Regions from separate parts of the Homo sapiens genome. Here region 2 is linked to region 1. The links are chromatin loops, found by intact Hi-C in ENCODE. Cell type or tissue: ovary. All regions are shown on one strand. Links, peaks and the distances in the headings refer to the core of each region. The heading gives the core; the rest is flanking DNA.

The links. Peaks named below come from ENCODE experiments on the same cell type or tissue, not always from the same donor. Only the 100,000 strongest peaks of a DNase experiment are listed, where the experiment ranks them.
Region 2: a loop joins it to region 1, with 4 times the contacts of the local background. A loop is called at or near these places in 89 of 110 quality-filtered maps.

What each region holds. Positions count from the first base shown.
Region 1 is chr1:74,765,620-74,781,415 of GRCh38, forward strand. It overlaps TYW3 (tRNA-yW synthesizing protein 3 homolog), which reads left to right. Exons shown (of 6, transcript NM_138467.3): 6 at 1-1,058. Among named protein-coding and RNA genes, the nearest start is that of TYW3, 40 kb to the left of the region's middle. In ovary, for the core only: a CTCF peak has its summit at 6,528 (motif pointing right); no DNase peak of the experiment used is centred there.
Region 2 is chr1:75,196,533-75,212,328 of GRCh38, forward strand. It overlaps SLC44A5 (solute carrier family 44 member 5), which reads right to left. Exons shown (of 24, transcript NM_001130058.2): 23 at 14,936-15,020; 24 at 5,597-7,301. The coding sequence ends at 7,195. It also overlaps a transcript of LHX8 not described here. Among named protein-coding and RNA genes, the nearest start is that of LHX8, 70 kb to the left of the region's middle. In ovary, for the core only: a CTCF peak has its summit at 7,336 (motif pointing left); no DNase peak of the experiment used is centred there.

The DNA of each region.
Region 1 (15,796 bases), core at 3,531-8,530:
AAGAGAAGATAAATGAATAAAAAAAAAAGTTATAAATAACAGTAGGAAAGAGAGAGTGCAGGTGGAACGAGCCTATCCTGTGGTGAAATGACAACACATTCTGCAGTTTTAAAATCTAAGAGGCTCATTGACTTTTCTTCATTCATTTAAATTGATCTCCAAGAAAACTATGTATTTTAAAGATTCCATAAACTGAATATATGAATGAGAATTAAGAAGAGAGGGGCTGCTTCCTAATCTGTTTATATAAGGTATAGTATAGTATAATCTGTTTATATAAGGTTAGTAGAGAGGAGACACCAGGTGCTGGCCATAAACCTAAGAAGACATTGAATCCCATTCACTCCTTAACATTCCTTAATATACATTCATGAGCTACATAACATTTTAATCATCAATGATGGACCATATACCATATACGATATGGTGGCCCCATAAGATTATAATGGACCTGAAAAATTCCTATTGCTAGTGATGTGGTCATTGTAAAGCTGTAGCACAACACATTACCCACGTTTGTGGTGACAGTCATATAAAAGTATGGTACATATAATTATGTACAGTGCATACATAATACTTGATAATATGTTACTGGTTTGTGTCTTTGCTATGCTTTTTATCATTATTTTAGGGTATACTACTTAAAATGTTAACTGTAAAACAGCTTCTGACAGGTCCTTCAGGAAGTACTCCAGAAGAAGGCATTGTTATCATAGAAGGTGACAGCTTCATGTGTGTTATTGCCCCTGAAGACCTTCCAGTGGTACAAGATGTGGAGGAGGAAGACAGTGATACTGAGGATTCTGACCCTGTGTAGGCTTAGGCTAATGTGTGTGTTTATATCTTAGTTTTTCACAAAAAGGTTTTTCCAATGTTAAAAAAAATATATAAAAAAGCTTATAGAATAAGGATATAAAGAAATATTTTGTACAGCTGTACAATAAGCTAAGCATTATTACCAAAGAGTCAAAAAGTTTTAAGAAATTAAAGTTTATAAACCAAATGTTCATTGTGAGCCAAGGTTAATTTATTGAAGAAATAAAACATTTTTAATGAAATTTTGTGTAGTCTTAGTGTCCAGTGTTTATAAAGTTTATACAGTAATACGTTTATACAGAACATCCTAGGCCTTCACATTCACTCACCACTCAGTGACTCACCCAGAGCAACTTCCAGTACTGCAAGCTCCATTCATGGTATGTGCCCTGCACAGATGTGCTATTTTTCACCTGTTATACTATATCTTAATTGTACCTTTTCTATGTTTAGATATGTTTAAATACATAAATACTTATCATTGTGTTACAATTGCCTACAGTAGTCAGCACACTAACATGCTGTACGGGTTTGTACCCTAGAAGCAATAGGCTCCACCATGTAGGCCCAGTAGTGATGTTTGCGTGACTAAATCACCTTACAACCCATTTCTCAGAACATGTTTCTATTGTTAAACAACACACAACTATTTTATTTATGTGTTTTATTTATGCCTGATCACCAATATCAATAACTGAAACACAGCAGTTTAGTAATAATTTAATACACACCATAACCTGCCTATTGAGAATGGCATTATATTTGTTTTCATTGTAGTGGCTCCATCCAAAATAAAATGATTTTTTTCCTTCCTTCAGGATGAAGGCAAGCATTTATTCCTACGGTCTGGATTCCTCATATCACCTACAAGTTAACTGCTTTTGTGTTCTAAAAGAGAGAGGAAAAATGAAGTCAACCTTATTGAAAAACAAGGAGGGAAACTAAGGAACATGCTTTTGCTTTTGAGGTTCTAGGCCAGAAGTCATAAGCTGTAACTTGTCCAAGTTATGGCCAAGCAGATATGTTTTGTTTGGCCCACATGGAGTATATTTTTTCTAATTGAATCAACATTTTAAAATATGATGATTTAATATTTAAAACTATAAAGCGCATCTCTAGTTTGTTTTGTGTGTGTTTTTTTAATTGGAAGATCTGGCTGGAGCCGTCTCACATTCCCACAGGACAACACTTAGCCGTTCAAGTACTAGCTCCTCCTTTTGGATAAGACTTGTTTTCCTATTCACCCCAGACCCAGCACCCCCTACTGGTTCCCTGACACAACTGCTTCAATCATTTACACATTGTTTGGTCCCTGTGGGCACCAGCATTGGCAAACTTTGGTTAGATCTTTGGGGAGAATTAAAGTCTATTATTATGTTAGTATATTATATAATAAATAAGAGATGGGAGCAGGATCAGCTATATAATTTTCAAAGGACAGTGCAAAATGAAAATGTGGGACCCTTAAAAAAGGTTTAAGAATTACAAGATGGCAACAGCGGAGCACTAAATCACGTACAGGTACATCTAAGCACGGGGCCCTATGCAAGCTGCACAGGTTGCACATACGTGAGGCTTGGTGCTTTAAGGGAAATGGGTGCCTTCCCACTCAACTGGGTGTTTAACCCTCCTCCCCACATTGAGAAAGAGGCAGAGTGCTGCAGATTCTGTGATGTGCCAGGACTTGACTCCTGCTCACATGTGGCGCCCTTGGGTTCCAGGACAATGGGTAGCTGTTTGGAAGCCTGCAAGGGTGGATGTTTTGGAAGCTAGGGCAAAGATCTCAGTGGCTACCCTTAGATGGAGTAAACCGTAGTCCTTTTCAGAGCCACTTGATTTCAAATGTGAGCAAAGGCAGTGATGAGCACCACGTTTTGAAAACAAGGGCTTTCTCCATTTTGAGATGAGTTATATGATTTGCTGGGTTAAGTGTTGAAGAGCCATGAAAAATGATCACCATCTTTATTCTTATAGATGGCTCCTTGAGCAGGCTTTAATTTGACTGGAGTTGCGGGGAGTAAATATTACACTCCCATATAAGGTGTATAATAGTGACTATTTTTTAGTTATGATTTTTGGCTTTTAAAAATGGGCTTTGACCTTCAAGCCTCTTCTTTCCATACTCTACTGGGCTTCTGTCAACATTCACGCTTCTCTAATGCAATAGGATTTTAATATTCACAAATGCTAATGTTTTTAAACTTAACAGTCCTTTAATGTCCTGGGTTTTTATGCATTCTATTCTTGCCAAGCAAGAATTTATGAGCCCTTTTTGGTTTTGCCTTTAATGTGGTTGAATTTAAACTATAACTTTAACTCATTGCAAATTTTATTTATTTATTCATCTATTTTAATAACATTTTTTGGAACAGTTTTAGGTTTACAGAAAAATTGAGAGAAAAAGTTCAGATAGTTCCCATGTACCCACTTCATCTGCCCACACATGATATCCTTTATCTTATATATCCTACATCTTACATTAGTGTGGGACTTTTTGTTACAATTGATAAGCCAAGATTGATGTTTCTTGACTAAAATCCATATTTCATGCCTCTCTTCATCTCTCTTCAATTCTGTTCTCTCCTGTAACTATTAGTCTATTAGTCCTATATTATACCTACTTATGGGCCTATTCTCCATATTGTCTAATCTTTTCATCCCCCTTCACCAGCTTCTCTTCATCTCTATGTGTGTCATTCTGTGTCATTCACTCGGGTTATTGTTTAGTTAACTCATACCCTCTTCAACTGTGTCTAATCTACTGCCTAGATAGTCCATTGAGTTTTACATTTCAAAGATTATATTTAATTATTTCTAGTTCTTTTTGGTTCATTTTCAAATCAGAGGCAGATTATTTAAAGGTTCTAATAATTATTTCTTTCTATATACCTTTTCCCAGATATTTCAATAAATTATATTTACACAAACCTTTCATACACTTGTATATTATAGAAATGATCTATGTTCTTTAGCTATTCCAAGGATAATTGAAAAGAATGTCCTCACCACCACCAAATCTAAACCATGCAAGAAGAAAGTGAACTATTTCTCAATAACCAGATTGTTTACATGCCATTTTTATTATTTATTCATTTACATGACAAATATTTTTTGAGCACCCACTATATGTCAGTCACATGCAACAGGACAAGGACTCTGCCTTCATAGAGCTTTCCTTCTAGTAACATTATTAAAGATTTTGTTTGTATTGGCACTTGCCTAGGATCTTTAGTGCTCTTTAAATTTTACTCATCAATCAGGGCTCAGCTCAAATGTTAACTCTTTTGAGAAGCTTTCCTAAAAGCTCATTTCATAATTAACTTCTTACATTCCTGTTTTTCCATAGCACTTTCCCAGTACTATATATACATAGCATTTTGTTTATACTTACATAACCACACAAACCAAGAAATCTCTTGGTAGCTATTAATTGCATACATATATATCTATCCATCACCACCATCATATTAAACTTTGACTAACTGAGGGACAAAGCTGTTTTTCCAATATTTTTATATCCCCAGCATCTTGGACGTTGTTGTTTTTTTAACAACTACTTTCTATTCTGGTTTATAAATGCATTGTAGCTGGGAGAGTTCATGAGTATTATGTAATTCATTATTTTATAAGCAAATGACAAAATCCCTAACCAAATTATATTACTATTCAATTCTTGAAGGAATCTTGAAATTGATAAAGTTAAATGACTGAAGTTAAAAAAAAGATGCTTAGAAGCCACTAAACACATGCATAATACTATTCTTTATATCTCACAAAATATCCAAATTTCCAGATGTTAGTATTCCAAGATATACCTTGTGACTAAACATGATAGGTCTTGTCTTTCTTTTTTCACACCAAGCCTTTTGAAAGCCTTTTTATTTTGAAATAACTTCAGATCTACAAATAAGTTATAATAGCACTAAGAATTCCTGAATATACTTTACCCAGAGTGACCATTCTCTCTCTCTCTCTCATATACAGACATACAGTACATATGAATAATCTCATATAAATATACAAACTTTTGAGAGTAAGTTAAATATATTTTACTCTTCACTCTTAAATATTTCAATGTATATTTCTTTAGAACCAGGAAAGTCTCATATAATCTCAGAAAAATTATAAAATCAGGAAATCTAACAGTTATACAACATAATTATATAATCTGCAAAACTTATCCAAATGTCATCATTTGTCCCAATGATATTCTTTGTAGGATAAACTGAATTGCATTTTGTTTCATATTTCTTTAATCTTGTTTAATAGTACATAATTGGTTATAAGCCTCTGCCTTTGATAACATTGACAGGCTTGAAGAATACAGGAAAATTTAATAGCCATCGATTTATATTTTTAATATTCATTTTTAACTAGGTTCAAACTATGCATTTGGAGCAAGAATATTATATAAGTGATGTGTTCTTGTCAAAGCATGACTTCAGTGGGTACAGGATTTCAGTTTGTCCCATTATTGGTTATGTTAACTTTGATCTCTTGGCTAATGTGGTGTCTGCTAGGTTTAATGGTAATTTTCCCTTTTGTAATTAATAAGAAATTTTAAGGATGCTCTACTTTGAGAATATGTAAATAACCTATTTTTATCCAACTTTTACCCACTAATTTCAGCATCTGTTGATTATTCCTCTCCAAATAAGTTATTACTATGATTGCAAAATAATGATTTGTTACCTCCATTATTCCTTCTACATTTATTAATTGGCATTCAACTTTAAAAGACAGCTTTGCTTTCACACACTCTCCCCACATATGAACTCATGGATTCTTGTTTGATTCAAAAGGTTATAATCCATTGCTATCATTATTTATTTTAATGTTCATATTATTCCAGATTTGACCAGTGGGAGTCCATTCAAGTTGACCCCTGTCTACTTTTAACGTATCTCTTTCAGTGTTTGAGCATCTCCTCATTATCTTGCACAAGGAGGCCTTCCAGGCTCATCTTGTACATTCATCTCCCCCAGTCATAGAATCAGCCAAAGAACCCCAATTCGTTTCGGTGGGGACTGGCATTTAGAAACAAAGTTCCTAAGCAATAAGTGTGTTCATGACAGCATTTTCTCTTTTTAAATTACAGAATTATTCATCAGTCTATAATAATCAGTAAATAATCATTATTCAAAGGTTAGATCTTATAGTTTACATCGTCCATGAGATGTGTTGACAGAAATGACATATAAAACTGTCTACTAAGTTCATTTCTCTGTGATATAGCAGCGGGAATGTTCATATTAATATACTGAAATACTGTCTCATTATATTCATTTAATGAATTTTTTTATTCCTCAGCTTTTCATATCAACTCCCACCTATTTTCTGTGACATCATAAGACTTAAATAAACTGTCCTTAACTCTTTGGAGAAAATAACTTTGCAGAGATCAAGAAATATTGGCTAATTTCATTATACTTAACAATTGCCAATAAATTATTCAAACCTGTTTATCTTTGTGGCTAATTTTTAATGATGCTTTGAAATGAGGCAAAAGCAAATGTATAAGTCATGTAGACTAACCAGTCTCTCCTACAGCCACTGTCTCCCACAGCAATAGGCATATTGTCAAATTGAAGTTTAATTCATAGGTTCTATGAAACGGTGGGTAAAGAAGGAAAAAGGAGAAACCAAATGCTCACATTGTCTGATTTTTCACAATTATCCACCAGGTGGCAGAGTACTACACGCAGTGGAAACAGTAGTTTGAGCTTCGTATAAGACAGAGTAGGTTTTCGTTTGTTGTTGTTTTTTTTATAAAAACAATTCTATAATATTTTGATAGTTTTATTTTTGAGAAATAATAACATTAGGAAAACATAATTTCTGCTTATCCTTCTAATAAATTAAATTATCTAATATCAAAGGATAATTCGGTCATACGGTATTTTAATAGCAAAAGCTATCCAGAAGTTTTCACCTTTGTTATTAAAGTATGCCATTAAAATTATGTTATTTCTAAAGAGTAAAATGAAAGAAATATTGGGAACAAGAATTTACTTCGAATCTTTAGGCTGTTTCAGTCTAAAACCTGCATTTAGTTAAAATTGTGAAATCATTAAAAAAAACTTCGTATCTTTAATTACATTATTCACACATCATGTATATATGTAAGGAATTCATAATCAACATCATTTTGTACAAATTCAAGGGATAAATCCTATTTATCCTATTCTAGCCAATTTCCTTAGACGCCTATACACACTAGACAGGGCTTATTTATTTGTGTATAGGTCTCTAAGGAAATTGTTCTCTCAGTGTATCTGTATTAAATCTACCCATGGTCTGAAAAAAGTAAACAATTACAGTTAAATTTATTAGGATTATAGATTTTTGTGTCAAACTGTTTGCATTTATACTTTTAATATTTCCATTCCTCATGCAGTCCCGTTTATTCTTTATGTTAACTGTAATGTTCAATACTTGAACAACAAATAGTTACAATATTTAACTACCTACATTTAGCCACCAAGTCTCTAAATAATCCATTGCTTCCAGTTTAAAACAATCATTCTAAGATTGGTAGTAATTCATGCCTAATGACAACTTATTCTGGATTTTGTACAACTATTGATAAATTATTTTTGATCCCTTAATTTTAAGGGATTTTGTGACACTGATTTCTCTTTGTGATTGTGTAAGTAAAATGGAATATACACTTTCAGTTTAGAGGACACTGCTGAGGATTTCGAAATACAGCACAGCTGAGTACTTAGGACTACAATTGTGGTTGGTGGCAGAAAAGTAGAAATAAATTAAGAGACTCTGGAAGTAAAGTCTGATAAGAAATCTTGTCCTGCATGCAAAGATAAAAATAACCAAATGCTGAGAAACCTTTAGTGATTTGTTGCCTTGCTACTGCTAGTGTGTGTTAGATTTAGTCCCAGTAACATCTGGTTTATCCTTGTAATCTCTAGTTTGCACTTTTTATTTGAAAAACAAAGCAGGATTTTTCTTAAATATCGCATTTGTATTTTCACTTACAAACTTTTGGAGGTATTTGGCATGTGTTCCTCCGTGAACTTAGCGTTTTTGCTTTCTTGCCTGGATCTCCATTTTTGATGCTAAACTTAACTGCTTCCCCAGACTTCTATATTGCACTGTTAGTAAATCAATCTCCTAAATGGGAAAATATTATTTGTGGGGACATTCTTTCACTCAAGGGATGAAGAATGGTTATTTAAAAGGGTTACATTTCATCAGCTATTTCTATAGTCACTTTCTTTTTCTGCCTTTCCATATTTTTTAAATGGAAAAGCTACATATGATCCCTTAACTTGGTTGGTTGGTCAGTGGGCTGACCTGTTGATGTTGAGCGTCTAAATATAGAAATGAGCATATAGCTTGCATCAGTTCCAGTATCATGCCTTCTTTCTATGGAAAATACATGATTCAATTTAATTACATAATCTGTCATTCTCTAAGACAGGGCTTCCAACAGGGCTAAACAATTCTGAAGCGGGTTTGTCTCTTTTTTTAAGAGGGCTAATCAGAAGGGATTTGTGATATTGAAATCACTAAGATATAATTATGAATGATTTTGTGCAATTCAGAAATGAAAAATTCTTCCCCAAAGCCCCAAATCTTTGAGTCTGTTTTGTTTTAAAATAATGGAAATTTGTTTCTTCACTTATATATCATGCTAGCATTGTTAGGTGAATTTCTTAAATGCCAAAAATGAAAATATACTTCCACAAGAAAAGATGAATGAATTTTAAGTGACAATAAGAAATGACATGTAATATAATCCTGGAAGTAGAAATTTCCACAATGATAAAAAACAAGGGAATTTATTTCATGAAAATAATATTAATAATGGTTTTTGACACTGAGATTTTTCATTGTTTCTTTACAATCAGAGAAAAAAGACATTTTTCAGAAAACTTTCCTTAGTCTGTTGACACGAACACCAATTTTTGCGATTAAAGTAGAAACCAGTAATTACATTTTAAAAAAATGACACTCTGGTAATTATATATTTAAAATATGAATCCTAATGTTTAATTAGGTCATATGACTGTAATATCAGCTTGCATTAGCAGGAGATTATCAAATCCCAGCAATTCATTCCATAGAGCAATACAAGTTAGAAAAGACTGCTATAATTGTGAGATTTAAATAGAATAAACCATAATGCAGTACAGTATTCTTTAAATATTTTAATGTTTACTAATGTTATTGAGTAATGAAGTTTATCATCATGGCATATTCTTCTTAGATAATTACTCCGGTAGCAATAAGCACATAAGAAGGTTGGTATTTTTTTTTTTTCCAGGAAAGCTTTCAAATTAATCTCAGAGCAGAGTTCAAAACATGTATTTGAAAGTGGCTTTCTGTATTTCTAATATGCATATGTATGTAGTATTATTTATTTTCTGAATGTAATTACATTGTTCTTGGATGTTAGGTAAGTAATTTTTATTTTTTAACCTGTATCATAAATCTATAAATTATTAGTTCTTACTCTCATTTCTTTCTATTTTTCATTTATAAATAATGCAGTGCAAAGAAAACCTCTTATTTTTAACATAAGTATATGTCTCATTTATGACTGATACTTTCTAAAAAGCTTAAGTATATGCCTGTATTTTGTATTTTAATGTTTCATTTTGCATTAATTATAATCAGTGAAGGTTTTTTGTTAATTTTTGTCTTAATCCCTCCTTGCTTCTATAAACCACACTGATTGGTATTTACTAGCTTTGGTTATATGACACAAATACAAAAAGAATCATAGTAGAGTTTATTTATTAATTATTGAATTGTAATGCAATCCTCTTTCAGCAATATTTTTCTTAGTAAAGAGATCTGTATACAATGTACATGTTGTACTTCTTTGATACCCTGTGGGAATTGTATTCCTTAATATTATATTTCTATCTCAAAGTTTGCTCTTTAAGATATAAAAATTAAGTGGCTACCATAGAATTCATTTGTATAGGTTTAATGAGACAGTACTTTTAAATACTTAAGTTTTAGAGTCTCCTTATGATGTAGCTAATGATTTGCACAGCTAAAACAGCTTGAGTACTTTTCCATTTAACCATAAAAGCTAGGATTTCCCATATATAAGTAACTTTATTACTCAAGAAACTTGTTTTGAAATTCTTCCACACATTATCCTTGATGATGCTATCAGAATTTTTATTAAAAAATCTTTCCTTTTTCCTTCTTGTAGCTACATCTGCTATAACTCATGGCTATAAATATATATTGTATAATGAAAACAAAGTCCTTTCTGGATGACAAGAATCTCAAATTGCTTGAGTGGCTCTGAGGATTAGATATTCTTTTATTTAATGGGCAAAAGGACAGTGATTTCCTTTGTCATACGCTTTGATTGTGTCTTTTTGTATTGACTAAAGCAGCCTATTATATTACAGGCACAGACAAAATGTGTGCTAACATTATTGTATCTATCGATGATATTTGGTGCCTGTGATTCACTGTAAGGAATCTATTTCCTAACACTAGGGGTCATTTCAGCTTGTGGCAACAGTGTATGATATTTAGTTTTAATAAAAGAAGAGAGTAGGAATATGACATTTCCTAGAAAAATATTATCCTGGAGAAACATTTTCCTGGGCTAGGATTCCTAATTTTTCCCCTAGTTAAAGTGTGAACAGATTCTGTTACAGTGTCTACTTTTCAAAAGTAAAACCAAGAAGTGCTTTGGGTTTCTTTTCTTGAGCTCATTTTTGTTAATTCTACTAAAATGTTCAGGTTCCACTCCTGAAGGCATCATGTTTCATCTCACATTTTGCCTCTGGTTGCTACTTACTATTTTGTCATCTTTTGGGGTTTGCTTGGCCCTTTTCTTCAAGCCTTTACATTCTGATTGTCTTGAGTTACAATGGAAGTCTTACTTATTTTTCTCTAATTTTCAAACTGCTGTGAAGTATAGCACACGCATCTGTTAGAGTAGAACTTTGTTCTTTCCATAACAAAATAAACACATTCTATTATAGCTCAGATTTTCTACCCTTAAACGTTTTTAAAATTTCAAGCCGTTTCTTAAAAGTTCTTTGATTTTCCTCTCTGGGACTTAATAATATAAATTACTTATTTCTTTTTAAAAAATCACTTTAAGGGCATGGCGCTAGACATGCAAGATGACATAAGAAACTATTTTTTACAGAATAGCATTATGTATTTTCAAATGAGCTCTAGATTATGTAATATGAATTATGATCCTGTTTATATTGAATGGAGTGGGTAATTGCAAGCTATAAATCATTTCTGCATATCTGAAAAATTTAGCCTTGTTATTCGAGTTGCACACATAAATAAAGAGAGTTTTATTTGTTTCTTTAAATCTATTTTTTTAGATCTGCTTAAAATCGGCTGTGCTTCAGAAAGTGTGGTATATTATGTTTAACCTTTTCAATCTAAAATCAAAATATTTTCTTTGATTCAAAAACTAGATATGTTTTCCATATCTAGCATATCCTAACATATGGAAAATACCAAAGAAAGTTATTTTTTCTACTAAAAATGAATAAGTGATAAAAATGTTTATTAAGCTTACATTGATGCAAATGATAGAGAATTGCCCTTTTTCTAACTTAGAATCAGAATTACAGCCTGATTTTGCAGACATGACAATTGGCCCGTGTATAGCTACAGCTGCAGCAGAGGCCTGCATTCTGCTTACCAAATTCTGTCATTGGTTACCTACCTATAAAAGGGAAATGAATGACCAATACTGTGTTTTGGTTCTGCTAATTGTCTATTCAGTTTTAATTAGCTTGTTTTAATTTTGGAAATAAAAGAGAATGAGGCATATTTTCAATAGGTGACATTTAACATTCTCAGATCTGAGGACAAAACGGTTCTAAATTACAGATAGGTTTTATTATAAAGATAACGGAAAGTGGCAAAACACGAGGAACAATATTACTGCTCACACTTCAGGCTTAAAGTTGCATGTTGATGTCAAGCATATTCTATTACCAAAAATCACTGATGCCTTTACTACATGAGGCTAATATGCCACGTTCCTAAAAATGCATAATTTAAAGCCATTTGAAAGAATGATTTTGAAAAAGTAACATATAATACAAAAGGTATGGTAGTCAGATAAGGTCAACCAAGTTCTATTTTAATCTCTGTCATTGGCTAGCTGTGTGACTTTTAGGAAATTACTACCTTACTGTAGCCTCTGTTTTCTCATTTGTACAATAATAAAGAGGCTGAATCCCCAAAATAGCATCTATGTAAAAGGAGCCTCATTTTAAAATATTAATGAAATGCTTGGCTATATATATCTTTCAAATATATGTACATATGCACATACGCATTCTAAGTTAGAAGCTAAAAAGTAAGGTTGTAGATAATGACTGTATATTACAATATTTTCAGTAACAAAAGCATTATCTGAGCCAAATTCATCAACACTGAAAGAAAAACAAACTCAGTGAAGCATTTAAAGGTATTATTTTTTGTGAAGTCCAATTCTCTGAAAGGTCAAAATCCTTTCCAAACAGTGGTACTCAGAGAGAATCACCCAAACTTATTTGGGTGTATTATAGGTAAATTGTGCAAAAGAATTCACAGCTCCTCTTCCTCCTTTCTTCTTTGGAGACCCTTAATTTTGACCACATTGAAACATGTGACATGGCATACAATATCAACTTTCTCTCTTTCTTCTTTTTTTTTAAAAGCATATTTTCAATATATATTAGTTGCTATTCTATCATAGTGGCAATGGGATTTGATGTCATGAAAATGGTAGCCCACAAGAGAAACACATTACAAAAGCAACTCCTTTCCACCCTTCCCTCCCCCTGAAATAATAACAATTTGCTAAATTGTTGGGAAGTTGTTATAATTCCTTTTCCAAATTATTACTCGCCCTTTAGATTAGAAATGAGGCTCGGGTTAGCAATCAGCTATAAATGGTAGGATTTTTCAAGTAAGAAGCACTTGTCTGATTGTGAAGTGGAGGCCATTACTGCCTTGATTGGGCCTTTTTTTTCTTCAGCTTGCTTGATTTGTGGTTGAGAGCGCATATTCACTCCTGTACTGTGAGCAATCAGAGGCTCCCCCTCTCTTTTTTGCGCAGCGATTTAGGGTCCACTACTTTGGCACAGCAGCCACCTTTTAGCCTCCATCACGCAGAACATATCTCTTTAAAAAAAGGGGGTGGGGGATGGGAGCAGGTAACCAATGTACATTTGGCTCATTAATGTGCCTATTTTATATTTTCAGAGAGAAGTTTTTCACTCTAAATAACAGTCATGTTGGAACTTGAACTTCTACACTCAATAAATAAGTTTGGAAAGCGACTTGAAGCCTGTTAGAGCATATTTCCCATTTCTCTAACCCTTCAAAAAAAAAAAACAGGTGTAGTGGTAAAAAGCTGGGGCTGAGACATCAGAGGGCACATTCAACTTTGACACTAGCATAGTCTTTGTTCTCTAGAAAATATTACAGAAACAAGAGCTTTCTTGTTTGCTTTATTTTGGAGGGCATTTTATAAGTTTTCCACCATATTTAAAGCCTATGGAAAGAAGGCATTTAAAAACTCTCGAAAATAGAAACTTACGTTATCAGGTTCAAAAATTACTTAATACTTCCTCTAAGTTAAAAAGATTTGTTCTTGTCAACAGTAAGGGATATTTTTATTAGGAGTTAAACTCAGCACATTTTACACCTTAAAACTTATTAGAAAATCACCAAAGAAACTGGAGTTTCAACGTTGGAATGAGCTGATCATCTTCAAATAACTATACACATGTAAGAATCTGTGCCCTACACCCCTCTTCTGCTCCTGTTCCCCCAAATTAAAATGTCCTAATAATTTCCATGAAATGAATTTTCTTAAAAACACCCTTGAGTCTGGGTCATAATAAACCTGTGTAATAAAAGGAAGTTCACAAAGATTAATACCATTCTGGTAGGTAGTAATTCCCTCAAAATCTGAGTCAAAACTCATAGTGAATTTTTCCCCAGTTTTCTTGAGTTATAATTTGCCAACCATAAAATTCATTCATTTAATGTATGATTTAATAAACTTTTGTAGAGTTCTAGAATTGCACAACTATGATCACAACCTAATTCTAGATCATTTCTATCATACTAAAAAGAAATCTTACACCCATTTACAATCACTCTCCATTCTCACCCCCAGCCCTATGCAACCATGATTCTATTTTCTATTTCTATATGTTTGCCTTTCTGGGATATTTCATATAAATGGAATAATATGATATGTGTTCTTTTCTGTCAGGCCCTTTCATTGAGATATTTTTAAAGTTTGGAGGTTCCTCCACACTGTAGCATGTACAGTCCTATTTTTCCTTTTTAGTGATGAATAGTATTCCATTGTATGAATGCATCACATTTTATCTATTCATCCAGTGACAGACATTTGGATGTGAATTGTTTGTGCTTTTGGGATGTTTGTATTATTACTGTTACAGACATTCCTGTATAGATCTGTGTGTGGACATATATTTTCATGGGTAGATACATAGGAACAGAACTGCTGAGTCATAAGATAAACCTGTTTAACTTTTTAAAAACTGCTAGCCTGTTTTGCAGATGTTTGCATTATTATACATTCCCAACACAATGTATAAAGTTCCTATTTTACCACAACCTTATCAACACTTGTTATTGTCTGTCTTATTAGTTATAGCCATTTTAGTGTGTGAAAATTTGATCTAGTGATTTTGATTTGTATTTCCCTAATGACTAATGATGACAACCTTTCCATGTGCTTATAAGCCATTTGTATATTTCTTTGGAAGAATGTCTATTCAAGTCCTCTGCCCATTTTTTAGTTTTTTAAAATTATTATTAATGAGTTTTAAGGATTCTTTATATATTCTGGACATAAGTCCCTTATTGAATATATGATTTGCAAATATTTTATCACAGTCTGTGGGTTGACTCTTCACTTTCTTGATGGTGTCTCTAAAGCACAAAAGTTTTTAACTTTGAGCAAATCTCTTTTGAACTCTTAATGGAGAACGATATCCCATCAGTTCCTAACATAATTGTTTAAAGAAAATCAGAGCAAGATAGAAAAGTAAAAGGTTAAAAACAAAACAACAGTCAATTTGTGTCAGTTTGAGAAGAAAGAAATTGTTTTGCATTACATTTCCTTTAAAGTAACATGAAAGTTTTCACTAAAACAAGTTTGTTTTTATTGTTTTTTAAAATCTTCATTTCTAATTTCGTGTTCATCATTAAATCTTTTCCTTGCTAGGTCAGCAGAATCTCAAAATTGAGCCTTGCCCAGGTCCAAGTGGTTTTGAACAATGCATATGTAAATGAACCTGAAGCCACAAAACCCCACTCTCTGTGCTTCTCCCTCTGAGTAACAGTAAATGACAGGAAAAATCAGGATGTAAAAAAGCTTATTCTCAGGCAAGAGACCCTGAGCTTTGCCCTCCCAGGCCTACCGCAGGATGTTATTTGTAAAATGCTTTCTTCTCAGCTATACTCACAAAAGTGATTACCAGCAGCAGCACCTTTACAGCCATTGCTGAAAATCATGCTCACCAGGCAAATCTGGTAGAAATGTGGACAAAACTATTGGTAATTAATGCATTTGTTTTTGAAGTTCGTTGGTAGGGGGTCAGAGGGCAGATGGGGGGAGCTTACCTGTAAGGAAAACCCAGAACTTTTTTGTAATCTCCACAGCTCAGCTCTAAAGTAGCAGAGGTACATGTACCTTGCTTTTAGCAATAAAATTGATAAGCATTTCATTATTTTCTAGAGACCACAATTTAAAACCCCTTGCAGTGAATCCTTTTAGAAATCAAATTATCAACTTTTAATGAATTACTTTGTAGGTCCAGATTTCCATCCGGTATCTGTTGTATATCACAAGCAAGATATAACTATAACACAGTTTGGTTGCTCTAGAGGCCTCTCATTTCTCTCCCACCCTTTTACCAGGAAGAATTTAGCCACCAATACCCAATAAACACAACATACAATTGCACAAAACATTAAG
Region 2 (15,796 bases), core at 5,181-10,180, 430 kb after region 1:
CATTATTAGAGTTCTTTCCTCCCAAAACACTGTATTATAAACCTAATGCTTGGCTCAGTGGTTTAGGGATATATAAGAAAGCATAATAGAAAACATTCTAGATCAGCTCCTATTTCTGTTCTCAATATTAAGATAATTTTGGTATCTGTATCTGCCTAAGCTTCATATTAAGAGACGGAAAGAGATTGTTTTTTGTATTTCTTGATAGCAGCAATAGACGAGAGTTACTCATGTGCTCTGCTGTATGCTGCTCACACACATCAAATTACCCTCCTAACACATATACTTGCATGTCTTGCACATGTACAGGCACACGCTGCAGGCATAGTCCTCTAAGGCAATCAAAGCACATCAAGGGTCCTGCCTACATGTGCTTTTAAGTTCCATTAAGGACTCTTGGAGAGTGACTATTTCATAATGGCTCACACTTGATAAAACCAGTTCAAGAGCAATTTATATGCCCAAGACTAACATATGAAAAAACAACAACGCAGAACAAAAAATTGTGTGAGCAGCAAACCAAAATTATTTTTTAAAGTTTCTAATAGCAGGAAAAATTAAACAATTTTATAAAAAGGGTAAATTTAACAATTTATGAAATAATTTAATTTTAAAGTATTAATTAGGAAAACACAGAAACATTTTTTGTTAAGATTTGGCATGTTTCATATCGGAAATTTTTTGCTCCATTAACTTAACATTTACTTTTTTATATGAACTGGGAAATATACTTGTTGTTCAGATATTATCTACTTCTCTCTATCACTTAAAGTGCTAAAATTAGCATTCTAAATATATCCTGATGCTCCAAGAAACTATATTAAAAAACATAGTTGTATAGTTCCAAAAATCTCTACTTTGCTCTTTTGATTTGATTCGATTTGATTAAAATCAAAAATTTAAATTTGATTTCTCTTGACCTCACCTCCCTAAATCACAGTGATAGTTCAAGTTACATGTTATAGATGGCAAAATGATTTGCCTATCTATAGTTGTTTAAATAACATGATATAAAATGACTTCTAGCCACTTCTTTTTTCTCTCTATTGCGGTCACCAAAAGCTAATTTAGGACTCACTAAAAGAAAAGGAATATTGCTTTTAAACATGGTTTTTTCTTTGCCGATTTTATTTAAGACTGGTAAGCCATCTTGTTCTGTCTCAGAAAAACAGGAGCCTCACCTATAAGGCTGGAAATAGTCCTCTAGACAGATTTGAAGCCTGCAGTTTTCAGGGGTTTCCTGTCTACAACCCAATGTAGAGAAGCAGAATGAAAAAAGTCTTTCCACTGACCTACACAAACTCATGGAACAGGGGCTGCAGAGAAAAACCTCTATCAGATTAATCAAATGAAGATCTATGGCCTTAATTTTGAAGCCTATGATCATCCAGTTATGAAACATTAAATTTAACTGTTATTCAGTTTCCAGAATTAGAGAACAAGTAAAGATTAAGGGACTCTAGAAATGACATTCAATTTGCCAACTTCACAAATCTGGCTTAATATCAGGATTTAAGAGAAAGGTAATGGTGAGGAAGCATGAGACAGGTGAGCTGAAATCTCAGTGAAGTTCCTCTTGGGTACTCCGAAAGAGTCTGTCATCAGTGACCCAAGAATTCAAGCTATGTTAAAAAAGTCTCATATGGGATTTGGACTGAAGCTCCAGAGAAGGAGGGAAAGTCACCTATATCTTCTCATTTACTCTGGCCTGGGTGCAGGGATGGTAGTGGGAAGAGTCTTCCAGTACTGTGATGCCCTTCACTAGCTTCTCAGAGAGGCCCAAATAAACTGTCCACTAGGGTAGGAAGGGAGTGGTAAAGTCCAGGTGCTGAAAGTCCTCAGTCAAGAGAATATCACTGTTAATGACTAACAGGCATTGCCCAACTCTAGGTACCAGTCCTCAATAATGGATATGATGCTCACTCTCATGTTATCTTTTCAGCAGCACTGTGAGGAGGGGGCTTGCTTCAGTTGTCAGTTGAGGAAGCCTTTGAGCAGTTTAACACCTTGCCTGTGGTCGCAGAGTGACAGGGTGACGTTGGAAAGCTCCCCTTGGCCTGTTTCTCAAGCCTGTATTAACAGCCTCCATGCTATATCACTGGGCTCTGTCATTTGCCTTTCCTTATGCCCTAGCATGGTTCAGAACTCATACTATTGATCTGCCAGTCCATAGCACAAAACAACCTGCTGGTTCAAGTCTTCATTTTCATAATTTTTTTCCTCTTCCACCTCCATTTCCTCCCAAATACCTTATTAGAAATTCAGACTTTTGTAAGCCAGGGAAAATGAGAAAAGAGATTGAGTTGGAGGAAAGGAAATGACAGGGAAGATCTGAAAAAGAATCCATCTTGGTGTTGAGAGGAAAGAGAAAAACACAAGCTCATCATGACAGCAAAGCTTTGGCTAACATGTAAAAGCACTGTGAAAAAGAGGCAGATGTTTTTGAATACCTTAGTCATAAATCATATTGGGACATCATTCTTTTTTGTTTGTTTAGGCTAAATGCAAATAAGCATGTGATTAGTTTCATTGTAACACAGTTGGCTTCAACGCTGTTTATCAGAGGATAGAAAAATAATTTTATTTGCTTAATTATTAGCTTATGATTTGCTATTGAGTTTCTTTTTCAATAGATTTATGAATTGCGTTCAGAAGGCACCCCACTTCCTGTAACATTGCCCTCTTGGATCCCACTAGAGATTTTTGTGCTTTAGGTTCTCCAGCCTCTCCTTGGAGACCAATGCTTTTCACAACATCCTACCTTCATTTTATCCTTTCTGTGCAGACACACATGCAGCCGTGCACATTCATCTGCCTGGAAGAATGTGGAGATTCCAAGGTTATTCTAACAATGGATCAAGTTCAGGCTCCACGTTAATTTGTAAGTACAATGAAAACATCTTTCTCTTTTGATAAACTTTTCCCACCCTTGTTAACATACTGTGCTCTTTAATTGCAAAGGGACAGAAGATGAAGAAGTATCATGTTTTTGAGCCAGTGGTAGAAGGGTGTTTTACTTGCATTCACAATTTCCCCACTTGCTTAAATTATTGTGATTCATACAGTAAATACAAAAGAAAAAAAAAAGCCAAGGAGTTAAATTTAAAGAAAATAAAGCTAGTGACTTCAAATAGTAAAACTGAATTGCTTGCTTTTAAATTTGTCACATAACAGCCCCCATTCCCCCAGTGCAGAAACCATGACAAAAGATGTCGCCAGATTCTACACATTTTGGCTGCCTTTCATTCCAAGCAATTGCGAAGTTGTAAATGGGGGAAAGGGCAGTTCAGTTTGACCTGATACATTTAATAGGGTCCATGATGGTAACATCATTCTGTTGTCTAAGCTTTGAATAAATGATACTCTATGTCCATGAAGGAATGCACTTTTTTTTTTTTGACAGAGTCTCGCTCTGTCACCCAGGCTGGAGTGTAGTGGCATGATCTCAGCTCACTGCAACCTCCACCTCCCGGGTTCAAGCAATTCTCCTGCTTCAGCCTCCCAAGAAGTTGGGACTACAGGCTCGTGCCAACACGCCTGGCTAATTTTTTGTATTTTTAGTAGAGACGGGGTTCACCATGTTAGTTAGGATGGTCTCGATCTCCTGACCTCATGATCTTCCCACCTCGGTCTCCCAAAGTGTTGGAATTACAGGCGTGAGCCACCGTGCCCAGCCTCACATTTGTTTTAATGGGGGTTGTCTTTGTTTTCTTGATGATGATTGATTCACTAATAACCGGAAGTAACTCAGCTAGGTCCTGAGAGAAATGTCTTTAATGCCCATTTTAGCCCTAATATGGGAAGTAACTTCGAAGAAGTAATGTTTTATCTGCGCTCTCTGTCTCTCTCTCTCTATATATATATTTGTTTTTTTACTTACTTTATTTATTAGACCTAGATAATGAGAATTAGATTATGACACAAAGTTGTTAATATCAATGGAATGTGGATCTGCTATATTGATTTTTTCATTAATGATTTGTTGAATTGTATTCTTATAATCATATATCTATATTTTATTATAAAATAATCATTTACACACATCTAAGGTTAACATTTGCAAGAAACTGGAAAAAACGTTAAGATGTCATTTCATACACTATGGTCTGCAATAATGATTTTAGTTCAAATTTGTCCCCATATCTTTTGCCAACAAAAACTGATTTATAAAGCATGTTCCCCAATCCAGAACCAGATAATAAGGGAGATAATTACTATGCCTGGTTATAGTTTAAGAACAATTTCCTGAGGCACCACTTGTAAAAGTGAAAGAACATACATTGGAATGAGTGCTAGTCAGCTGTATACTAAAAGAAAAGTGAGAAATTGTTACACAGAGCCTGTTTTCCAATAGCAGTTTAAATAAGAACTACATTGTCCCTGACAATCCCATAGAACCTTTCATAGTGTGATTTTACTATACAGACACACTAACTCTTTTTAAGCTCTTTAGGGACATAGAAAAAACAAATTAATCATTGCACAATGGTATATCATTTATTTACCAACATAAGTGCTTCATCATTGAAAAGTAGGAGTTATTAAGACGTAAAGCAGAATTTGACTTTCTTGTGGAAACTACATTATATTTTATTTCAAATAAAAAAGAATCATTAGCTATATTAATACCATGTCTTATTGTTTTATTATCTTATTGTGTTCTTATTTTAAAAGAACACTGAAAACTGCAAGATCATTGTTTAATGTTTTCATTGAAAGAAACCCATTAAATTCTAGGGCTGGGCGCAGTGGCTCACGCCTGTAATCCCAGCACTTTGGGAGGCCAAGTCGGGCGGATCACCTGAGGTCAGGAGTTCAAGACCAGCCTTGCTAATATGGTAAAACCTCATCTCTACTAAATACAAAAATTAGCTCAGCATGGTGGTGGGTGCCTGTAGTCCCAGATACATGAGAGGCTGAGGCAGGAGAATTGCTTGAACCCGGGAGGCGGAGGTTGCAGTGAGAGGAGATGGTGCCACTGCAATCCAGTCTGGGAGACAGAGCAAGACTCTATCTCAAAAAAGAAAAAAAAAAGAAAGAAAGAAAATAAACCCATTAAATTTTAAAGAATAATTAATTTTGAAGATTTAATATATAATTCAACCTAAGAAAAGACATCAATATATTTGTTTTAAAATTTAGCTTAAGATAAATCAGTGATAGGTATGTTTAATCTTGCTTTAGGAAACTGTTAATTGGTGTTCATATTCTTTAGGGCCTCTAAATTTACACCCGCCTTGAAAATAATAACGTTTTTCTCCTATAAATTTTGACAAAATGAAATGAAGGACTGAGCAAACCTTTGGCAAATAAAAACAAAGAAAAACTGACTAATTTAGGCTGTTTGATTTTTTTTTTAAAGTATCTCATCCATTTAGCTTTGACTTATTTCCTTTGTATAAATTATCGGTTTCACTTATTTGATTTGTCAATGCACAGCTGGAGAAAAGTGGAAAATTTTAAAAATATAAATCTAGTTTAAAATAAAAAACCCACCTAGATATTTGGTATAGAGAAGATACTGTCATAGTATAGTGGGTTTTGAAAACAAAAGCTTTTCTCTTTTTCTAGATTAAAGAAACCAAAAGACAGGCAGTTATTTCTTATTTAAATCTTTATTAAAAGAAAAAAGATTTAAAACAAGTAACAACAAATTTCATTAAATATTAAACATTTTAATTATCAAAGATATTTAGACAATACGTTTCTAACATTTCTGCACAGCAGAAGCACACTGATTATAGAGCTCAGACTGTCATGTGCTCATGTGAGTTTATTTTTGGCATAAAAGTATCTAAAGTCACATTTAAACAAATGTGATAATATTTTATAAACTGATAGTAACTTACTGATGATTGATTCTCAAAGCTTTCACAAATTATCATTATATGATTGACATTCTCTTAGGGTGAATACTTTTCTGGACTCTTTCTGTAACAAACACTGAGTAACCAACTGAATTAATTTCCTTAAAAGTTAGTAGTACTGGTAAAATTATTTAAAACTGAATTGGAAATTATGTTCCTGTTTATAGTAGTACAATACAATTAACATACTGTAAGTAAACTGATTTTTTCATACCAAAAGTTAGAAAATGAAGTGGCATATATAGAACAGGCTTTGATGAAAATAAATGATCATTTAAAAGGGAGCTATTCAGTACATGACATCTGTGAGCACCCTTTCGAGGAGTAAAGTTTCCCTTTGCAATTCCTAGAAGTTTCTCTTTCTGATCTTTGTAAAACACTGAGAAATGCAGTATTATACCTATTGTATTTTCAAAGATCTACTATAGAAAACATTTCATTTTAAAACTTCTCTTTTAGTAAAAAAAAAAACAAAGAAATCCAACAAGTGTTCTTTCGGGGTTTGTTTCTTCTTGCGTGTAGTACACATTCATGAATGTCCACTAGGCGCAAGGGAAATTGTTTAGCTGCACAATGTATTCCATAATAGTGAGGATATCAAACAGAGCAAAATGACAAATGTTTTCCAATCAGTGAGCTAAGAGTGAAACAAATGCAATAAGACTTGTTTTAATCACGAAACATTGCAGGTTTTAATTTTTTAAAAAACAATGTTTGTAAACTTGCCCATAAAAGCTGGGTAATATTAAATAGCCAGTAAGGCACTTTGTCAGAGGGCTAAGTAGTAAAGGCTGGATGATTGGCAATTTGTTTAAGAGGAAACATTCTATACTTAAAGAGAGCAAACTCTCAACTGGGGCAGTCCTTTCACTGATTTACTGTCCAACGAGAGTGGGAAAAACTTTAAAATTTTTAATTTCACTTTGCTGACCAATTTTCCCTGCAGAAGAAGTCTTCTTTTAGTTGTAATTTTAAAAATATATTAGGAGCTATCAATTTAAGTAATGTATCATTTTTCAATCTAAGATTTAAAAGAATATTAACATATTCAGTAGTATTTTCAAAACATCCAAGCCACTCTTTAAAAACGAATTACAAAACAAATGATCTTAGTATAAAAATGTTTTATGTTATTAACAATTCCCTTGCGACTTCTGATGGCTTCACATAGTACAGTATAAGCTTTGGTATAAAACATGCAAATGCAAGCCAACAAGGTCGTGAATACAGTGTTGCTAAACACAAAGCACTTATGAAACAAATGTTGCACAGACACAGCAGATGGAGAAAAGGTAACACACAGCTGTAGGACGACCAGTTTGCTCTTCTACTGCTTCCTAGTTTGTGGATTTTCCTCCTGGAAAATCTTCAGCAAAGGTTGACTCACATAATAAGGTCTTGCAGTAGAACCATCATTTCTTTCTAAATCTTCCACTAGGAGGAAGAATGGTACAGAGTAAATATCAAAGCAGAACTGTAAGAGAAGTAACACCGCCATCTGCTGTATACTCGCTTTACAGCAGTTCAAAATCCTTTTGTTGTTTTTTTTTTGTTGTTGTTTTTTAAACAGCATAGTTTGGCATCAACATTATTGTAAACATAGTTATGCGAAAACAATAAGCCCTTGTGATTATGTCAGCAAGATATTATTTCATTCTGTGTAACAGGTCAGATTCTGCCAATATTGCGTGTCTCTCAGTTGCATGATTGAGAAAATAACTTTCACCTTCTTTTTTTCAATTTACTTTCTAAATTACTATATTTGCTTAAAATTGATTCTGTTTTGCCATCAATAATTTAAATAGTATAGCCTTGAAAAATAAAAATTGTGAAATTTCAGATTTCAAACACATCAACTGCAAATTTTGAGGAACATTGCCCTGGTTTTTCACAGTTTTTAGTTTAATTGCTTTGTAAGAAAATGGCTTCTAAATATCTTCTCAAAAACAATGCTCATTTTTATTCTACATATTTCAATTACACAAATAAGTAGTAAATGGAGAATATTTTTCTGACTAGATGTTAGCTCATAATATAAATTGGCAACTTGTTTATGTGTTGATTTTTATTTTATTCAAGTGATTTTTTCAACTTTTTTTTTTTAAACAGGGTTTTGCTCTGTCACCCAGGCTGGAGTGCAGTGGTGTGATCATGGCTCACTGCAGCCTCGATCTCTTGGGCTCAAGTGACCCTCACATTTCAGCCTCCCAAGTAGCTGAGACTACAGGTGTGCACCACCACACTTGGCTAACTTTTATATTTTTTATAAAGATAGATGGGGTTTCACCATGTTGCCTAGACTGGTCTGGAACTCCTAGGCTCCAGTGATCTGTCCATCTTGGACTCCCAAAGTGCTGGGATTACAGGCGTGAGACACCACACATGGCCAATTTTTCAACTTTTATGTGTATCAGAATCAACTAGAGAACTTTATAATAATTCACATCGTGGCTCACATCAAATCACAGTATATCAGAATCTCTTGGGCAGAGCACAAACATCTATAGTTATAACAAATTCTCAGGTAGAGGTCACTATTCTACTAGTCCTTTGTTGTGGCCTTTGTCTTGTTGAATAATAAAAGACTAATCTAGAAAGATAAGTTGTCATTATCTGCATTATGCTTCAAGGAGAATAAGAATGCAGAAGGCTCTTTGCCAAAATGTGAAGCCAACTGACACTTTTGAATACAATAATCTCAAGAATGTAAGCCAAGAACAAGCTGGTAGTCATTATATATTAAAAATCTTCCCTATTCATTGGCTTATTGCTATTAATTAATCTGCCACAGAGTCAGTTTAAATCTAGGTGTCTACACTTGAAGATAATTAATACGTATTTAGATCAATCTATAACACAACAATACATTTCTGACTCTTTTCTTGGATATATGAGTGATATTCAGATCAACATGTTCCTTTCTGTCAATATATAAATAATCCTTATATACAAGTTTAAGGTAAAAGCCAAGAAAATACAAATTGATTCAATGCTCCTTTTGGGGTGCATTTTTACATGGTTAACCACATCATACACATTTGCACACAGGGGATGGCTAGGCAAGATGTGTGTCTGATTCATGCTTTGTTCTGCCATTCAAAACTTACACATGACTATCAGAAACCTCAGGCGGCCAGCGGTGGCAGGTGGCAACAACTTTCCTCCTAAGCCCTGCAGAGAGAGAGTTCCTAACCCACAGTATGCCCCTCATAAAGGTATTAGATGATGGAGCGCCAACAGTATATTTCCTTAGGGTAAAATCTGAAGTGTCTTTCTTTTCTCTTTCCTCACTGAAAGGTGAGACAAAATCAAACCTTCTGTAGAACAAAGCCACACAATCTCTTTAATCTAGAAATACAGGTATACTCATGAAAAGATATAATCACTCTTCTGAAACAAATTCATATTGATTTTCTATATAGTGGGAATAAGAAATTTGGGTTAAAGACAAAAGGCATGAGTTATGTAACAATTTCAGTTTTGTTCAGAATATTTTCACCATGGACAGAGGTTCATGTTGTTGGAAATGACACTCCAGAACTCAGATTCGACTTCAATATAAACATGATTTCACTAAAACAGAATGGGCTCTGAAGGTTCCATAGTATTTTTTACCCAGTAATGCTCTCCGTAGAACCTATATAACATTAACATCTATGTTTGTTATGGACATGACTCACTGAAATATACTTCCTAGGGAACCATTAATACAAGTTTAATCACAGTTTAGAGAGTTGTCCACCAGCTTGAACAGTATAAATATAACCATAGCACCATATTTACAAATTTAGTACCATATGCTGGTTAACTATAAATCAATATTTTATGGCTAATTAATTACACATTTATAGTGTTTTCAAAAATTGCCTGAATATCCTTTACAAATATACACTTATAAAAAGAAAGGCTATTAAAGTGCTGCAATGGAAACAGCACGCTGAGTTATAAAAGTTATTAAAACACTCTCGGCTACAGATTTTAAAAAACGTTTGACATTAACATTTTGATCTTTAGCTGGGACCACTGTCTATAAAGTAGACAGCAGCTAATGTCATCAAATACCTGACACCTCAGGTAGTACCAGGTGCTGACTTCTTAGAATTAAGCACAGAAATTTCACATTACTCAAAAGCAACATTTCCAAATTACAATCAACCTAATTTACACAACTTCTACTTAAAAATGAGTGACACTGTTTGGAGCTTTTCTACTCTTTCTGCTTCTGGGGAACTAGTTGCTTCTTGATCAGAATTCCATGCAGGTTAGGGGTTACGAAGTAGGGTTTTTCTGTAGATCCATCATTTCTTTCCAGATCTTCACCTGTATATGCAGCAGCCAAAGCAGGCAAAAGCAGAAGCAGCAGAACAATTATACACATTTTTATAAATTGGAGGGTCGAACAGGGAAAAATCAGAAAAATCAGTGTTAGAAAGTCAAATATAAGACAAATTAGTGCAGTTTACTTGCTGATTCTGGGCAAGGTAAGAAACCTCAACCTCTGCCAGGAAACACTGAAACTTCCTAAATCCCTCCCACTCCCAGAGAGATGTATTTTGATACTTTAAAGGCTAAGAAGATATTCTATGTCCCTTCAAAAAAGTGTCATATTTAAATTCTGTAACTGTTCATTTCAGAAAGATATAAATTGCCAAATCCTCCGGGATGGAGCTGAATAGGAAGTATATTAATTCTGTGATAAATGTAGAATAATAATGGAATTTCAGACTTTCAAGTCACTTCTAATGGTAGTCCATACTCCGATGTTACAGACGAACACCCTGAGGCCCAGGGATATAAAACAACTCGCTGAAGTCAAAAGCTCTGAGGTAAATAGGATGAGATAGGGACCCAGCTTCTTGACACCTAGTTTTGCTCTTGTTCTACTTAACTATAAGGCACCCTGTCCTAAATTCTTGCGGTCTTCCTCAGATTGTATTTGAAAGCTAATGTCAATGTATTCTGACTCTCATAATACATTAATTTACCTTTCAGCTTTGCTTAGGCTAATATTAAATTGATGGCATGTTCACTGACCACCCACCTGCTGGCTAGTTGGGAGGAAGCACCAGAATTATGCTGACAAACAAGGATACATTTGCATGAAATTAAGCCTCCCGCAGATATATACAATTCACAGCAGATAGTAGCTATAGTCTTGGGAATGGTTGGGTCATTGGTTTAGTAGATTTCTACTAGCGCTCACAGTGACCTTCCTCACATACAAAATGAAAAGCAAAAGAGGGAACATGATAGACGCTGAACATTTTGCTTTTTTTTGTCCTTAATCCTATTTCTATACAATAGTCCCCTCTTACCCAGTTTTGCTTTCTACAATTTCACTTTCTGTGGTTTTAGTTACCCAAGGTCCAGAAATATGAAATGCAAAATTCCAGAAATAAACAACTCATTAATTTTAAATTGTGTACTATTATGAGTAGCATAATGAGACCTCAAACCGTCAAGCTCTATCCCACCCTGGCAGGGAATCCTCCCTTTATCCAGCATCACCTTGCTGTCTAGGATGCTCTTCCCTTAGTCACTTAGTAGCTTTCTCAGTTATCTGTTGCAAGATCACAGTGCTTGTGTTCAGGTAACCCTTATTTTAGTTAATAATGGCCCCAAATTGCAAGATTAGTGTTGCTGGCAATTTGGATAAGCTGTAAAATGCTTCCTTTAAGTGAAAAGGTGAAAGTTCTCGAGTTAATAAGAAATAAACTTATACTGAGGTTGCTAAGATCTACATAAGAACAAATCTTCGGTTTTTTGTTTGTTTGTTTGAGGCAAAGTCTCACTCTGTCACCTAGCCTGGAGTGCAGTGGCGTGATCTCAGCTCACTGCAGCCTCTGCCTCTCAGTTTCAAGTAGTTCTGCTGTCTCAGCCTCCAGAGTAGCTGGGATTATAGGTACCTGCCACCATGCCTGGCTAATTTTTGTATTATTTGTAGAGACAGGGTTTTGCTATGTTGGTCAGGCTGGTCTCGAACTCCTGATCTCAAGTGATCTGCCGGCCTCGGCCTCCCAAAGTGTTGGGATTACAGGCGTGAGCCACCATGCCCGGCAAAACAAATTTTTTATACGTGAAATTGTGAAGAAGAAAAAAGAATTTTAAGCTAGTTTTGTTGTATCTCAAACTGCAAAAGTTATGGCCACAGTGTATGATAAGTGCTTAGTTAGGATGGAAAAGGCATTACATTTGTGGATGGAAGACATAAACGGAAACATGTTCCAATTGACAGCAATTGGGTTTGGTACTATTAGAGAATTCTGGCATGTCCAGGGGTCTTGGAATGTAACCCCCATGGATAAGGAGAGATTACTGCTGTATATAACATATCTATCTTGTTATTACTCTTAAGGTACTGGTAAGAAGTCTGGCCTGGATCACATTAATAAGCATCTACAACTATTATTTTTTTCCCACTCTGAGATGATGAATCTCAGTACCTTGTAATAATAAAAAGATTCCATGTTTCTAAAAATGAAGTGTTTACAAATGGTTTGCATTGTAAAAATCACCAGTTTTCTGGCAGCCAAGACAATAGGAATAAATAAATAAATAAATCTACACATTCAGAATTTGGCTCAGGGCATCATTTAAGAAGAATATTTTACAAAGTGTGATGTTGCCCATAGTAACAGCTAGGGGAGGAAGAGAAACACAATTTAAGTTTCCTTGTTCTTTGTTATCACAGACAAGTGTCTCTGAAAGGAAATGATTCATGTCAACATGCAATACACTGAATCAAGCTGATGTACCTGGCTTTCAAGGAGTTGGCAATTAATAAAGATGGTGGAAAACATTTCTTACTGTCAAAATTCAAAATCAACTGCCAAACTTAAAATCCACATATTAGCCAAAACTTCCAAAGACTGGAAGCTAGTAGGTTCTAGACATTTCCTGAGACAAATTTTCATAAGTATTTTCAGCTACAAGAATGGGGAAGGTCACATAGTGATTTCCAGTTATTGCTCCCATGGTTAATGTTGGAGATGAGAGGAGAGATCTTTGAGCATTCTAGAGCCCTGCGTCCACCATGTTTTAGTGCTTGACCTTACTCGTGCTCCTTCTTCCATCCCATACCTGAACTGTTTGTTCATGTGATATTTTGTAGATAGATGGCTTTCCTTAGACCACTGAAGCACTAGGAAAACATTAAACATTTCATTTCCATTTACAACCAGAGGAAGAGCTAACTAGTACATAAAGTTCTCTTGAATTCTTTGTCCGGTTATTGAGAATTGATTTTAACAGGCTCAGAAACAAACAAACAAAAAACAAGGCCAGACTTTTTTCCAGGAGGTTTTCTTTGAATATATCTCCCTATAGTTATCGTCTCTCTTGATCCCAGTGTGAAGTTGGTGCTGTGGGTTATTCTAAAATGCAAACTGTAAATTTTATACAAGTGGATTGTTCAGTAATGGCCTGTCAGAGAGTAAATGTTCTCTGTTTCTCTTAAGGGCAATGTGCTAGAGAAATAATCTCTCAGGATGTGTAGTTGTGCAGCTAACAAGTTCTGCTCTTTTACTTACTGACTCTACTTTCTGTTGGTTTGCCAAAGAAATGGCATGGAAGGTGAAAGCCAGATTAAGCTTCTGCTAGGTACTAGGTTCTCCAGGACTTTTCAAGTGAGGTACTAATATTAAAAAAATCTTTTTTTTTTTCTCAGAGCCAGGATCTTGCTCTGTTACTCAGGCTGGAATACAGTGGCACTATCATAGCTCACTGCAGCCTTGAACTCCTGGGCCCAGGTGATCCTCCCACCTCAGCCTCCTGGGTAGCTAGGACTACAGGTGTGTGCTACCGTGCCTGGCTAATTTATTTATTTATTTATTTATTTATTTTCTAGAGATAGGGTCTCACTATGTTGCCCAGGCTGGTCTCAAGCTGGGCTTCAAGCAGTTCTCCCCATCTTGGCCTCTGAAAGCACTAAGATTACAGGTATGAGCCACAGTGCCTAGCCAAAAAAAGAAAACCCTATTTTGTGTATGGGAGTTGCATATGCAACTATAGGAGCATCATGTATAAGTCAGTGATGAAAGCTCTAAAGAAGTATTTTAACTCTATGTATCAAAATTAATCCAACTATTTCCTAGAGGCACTCCTCTCCGAATCCTATCCATTTGTCATTGTGATGCACAGTGCGAATTGGCCCTATATGTCCTTGAAACCACCTTGTCATCTTGGCTTTATCAGAATTTATAAATCCTCTCCTCAAAGAATTCCACATATCTAGTTCCCAGAGTCCTGTTACGTCTTCAGTTCTGTTAACAAAGCATGGCAGAAGCCAATCATTATTATTCACTTAAAAAATCAAGAAATGAACAAAATAATTTCATGCTAACAGTATGCCATGAAGCCTGTGCTTCATTTCAGTAGTTGACTCTTCTGTGCTTTGCAAACTCCATTCTCTTAGCTGTTAAGATTTCTTTTTAAATTTTGTATTTTTCTCTAAGCCTTGTTGAGGTATAATTTTTTTATCCAACTTTATTGAGATATAATTAATAAATAACAACTGTAAATATTTAAGGTGTGTAATGTTTTGATATATGCATATATAGTAAAATGATTGCCACAGTCAAGCTAATGAACATGTCCATAACCTCCCATAGTTATCTTTGTGTGTGTGTGGTGAGAATACTAACGAGCTTAGCAAATTTCAAGTTAACAATACAGTATTATTAACTATAGTCACCATGCTGTACATGTGAGTGCCATAATTTATTCATCCTGCATAACTGAAAGTTTGTACCCTTTGACCAACATCTCTCTATTTTACTGACCCCTCAATCTCTGGTCATCACCCCTCTACTCTGTTTCTATGAGTTTGACATTTTTAGATTCCACATGTAAGTGAGATCATGAAGTATTTGTCTTTCTGCATCTGACTTATTTCTCAGGTATTATGGTTTAAATAACATCTACTAAGCAATATCTCTTTCCAGATAAACACGTTTTGTGGTTGCAGCCAGGTAACAGCAGATCCCCAAGCCAGCTAAGGACATGGGCCTTCACCATCTCACCTTTCAGTTATCCACCGAAGGGGGAAAACACACATACTGAATACTCACAGAAGCAGATGAAAATTGTTTCAACACACATTGCATAGACGCTGAAGAACCCATGTGCAATCAGGTAAGACCCAAAAATGACTGTCTGTAAATGGATGAAGAAGAGAACCAACATGTCATTTACTTTGACCAGAAGAAGAATAATGCAGCTATAAATGAAAGCCATGATGAGAAAGTTTTGAAGTACTCTGTATGGGAAAAGAGTTCAGTATAGAGACCAAAAAGTTCAATGATAATGCTTCTGCATACTTTGTACTGAGACTTAAACAAGTTTTATTAAATTAACTGCCTTTTTTTTCCCTTTTTTGGGGGGTACTATTTTCTTTCTTCCTTCCCTTCCTTTCCCCTTTCTTTTCTTTTCTTTTCTTTTTTTTCTTTTCTTTTCCCTCCCTCCCTCCTTCCCTTCCTCCCTTCCTTCCTTCCTTTCTCTCTCTCTCTTTCTCTTTCTTCCTTTCTTCTTTCTTTCTTTTTCTTAATAAAACAGAAGTTTATTTCTCCCTCGGATAACAGTTTATAAGAGGTGTTCCAGATAACAGAACAACCCTTCTCAACACAGTGATCCAGGGACTCTTGCCACATGCCCAGCTCTTTAGAAGAAAGAGAGAACAAATTTTTGTATCAAGCAAAGAGATTTTGCCAATGATATTTTGTGTCTCTTCAATCAGTTGATGCCAGTGTTTTTATTTCTGAAATATTCTTTTGAATTCTTTTTAAACTTTTATTTTTTTAACTTTTATTTTTGGTTAAGGGGTATGTGTACAGGTTTGTCATATAAGTAAATTATGTGTCATAGGGGTTTTGTGTACAGATTATTTCATCACCCAAGTAACAAGCCTAGTATCCAATAGGTAGTTTTTCGAT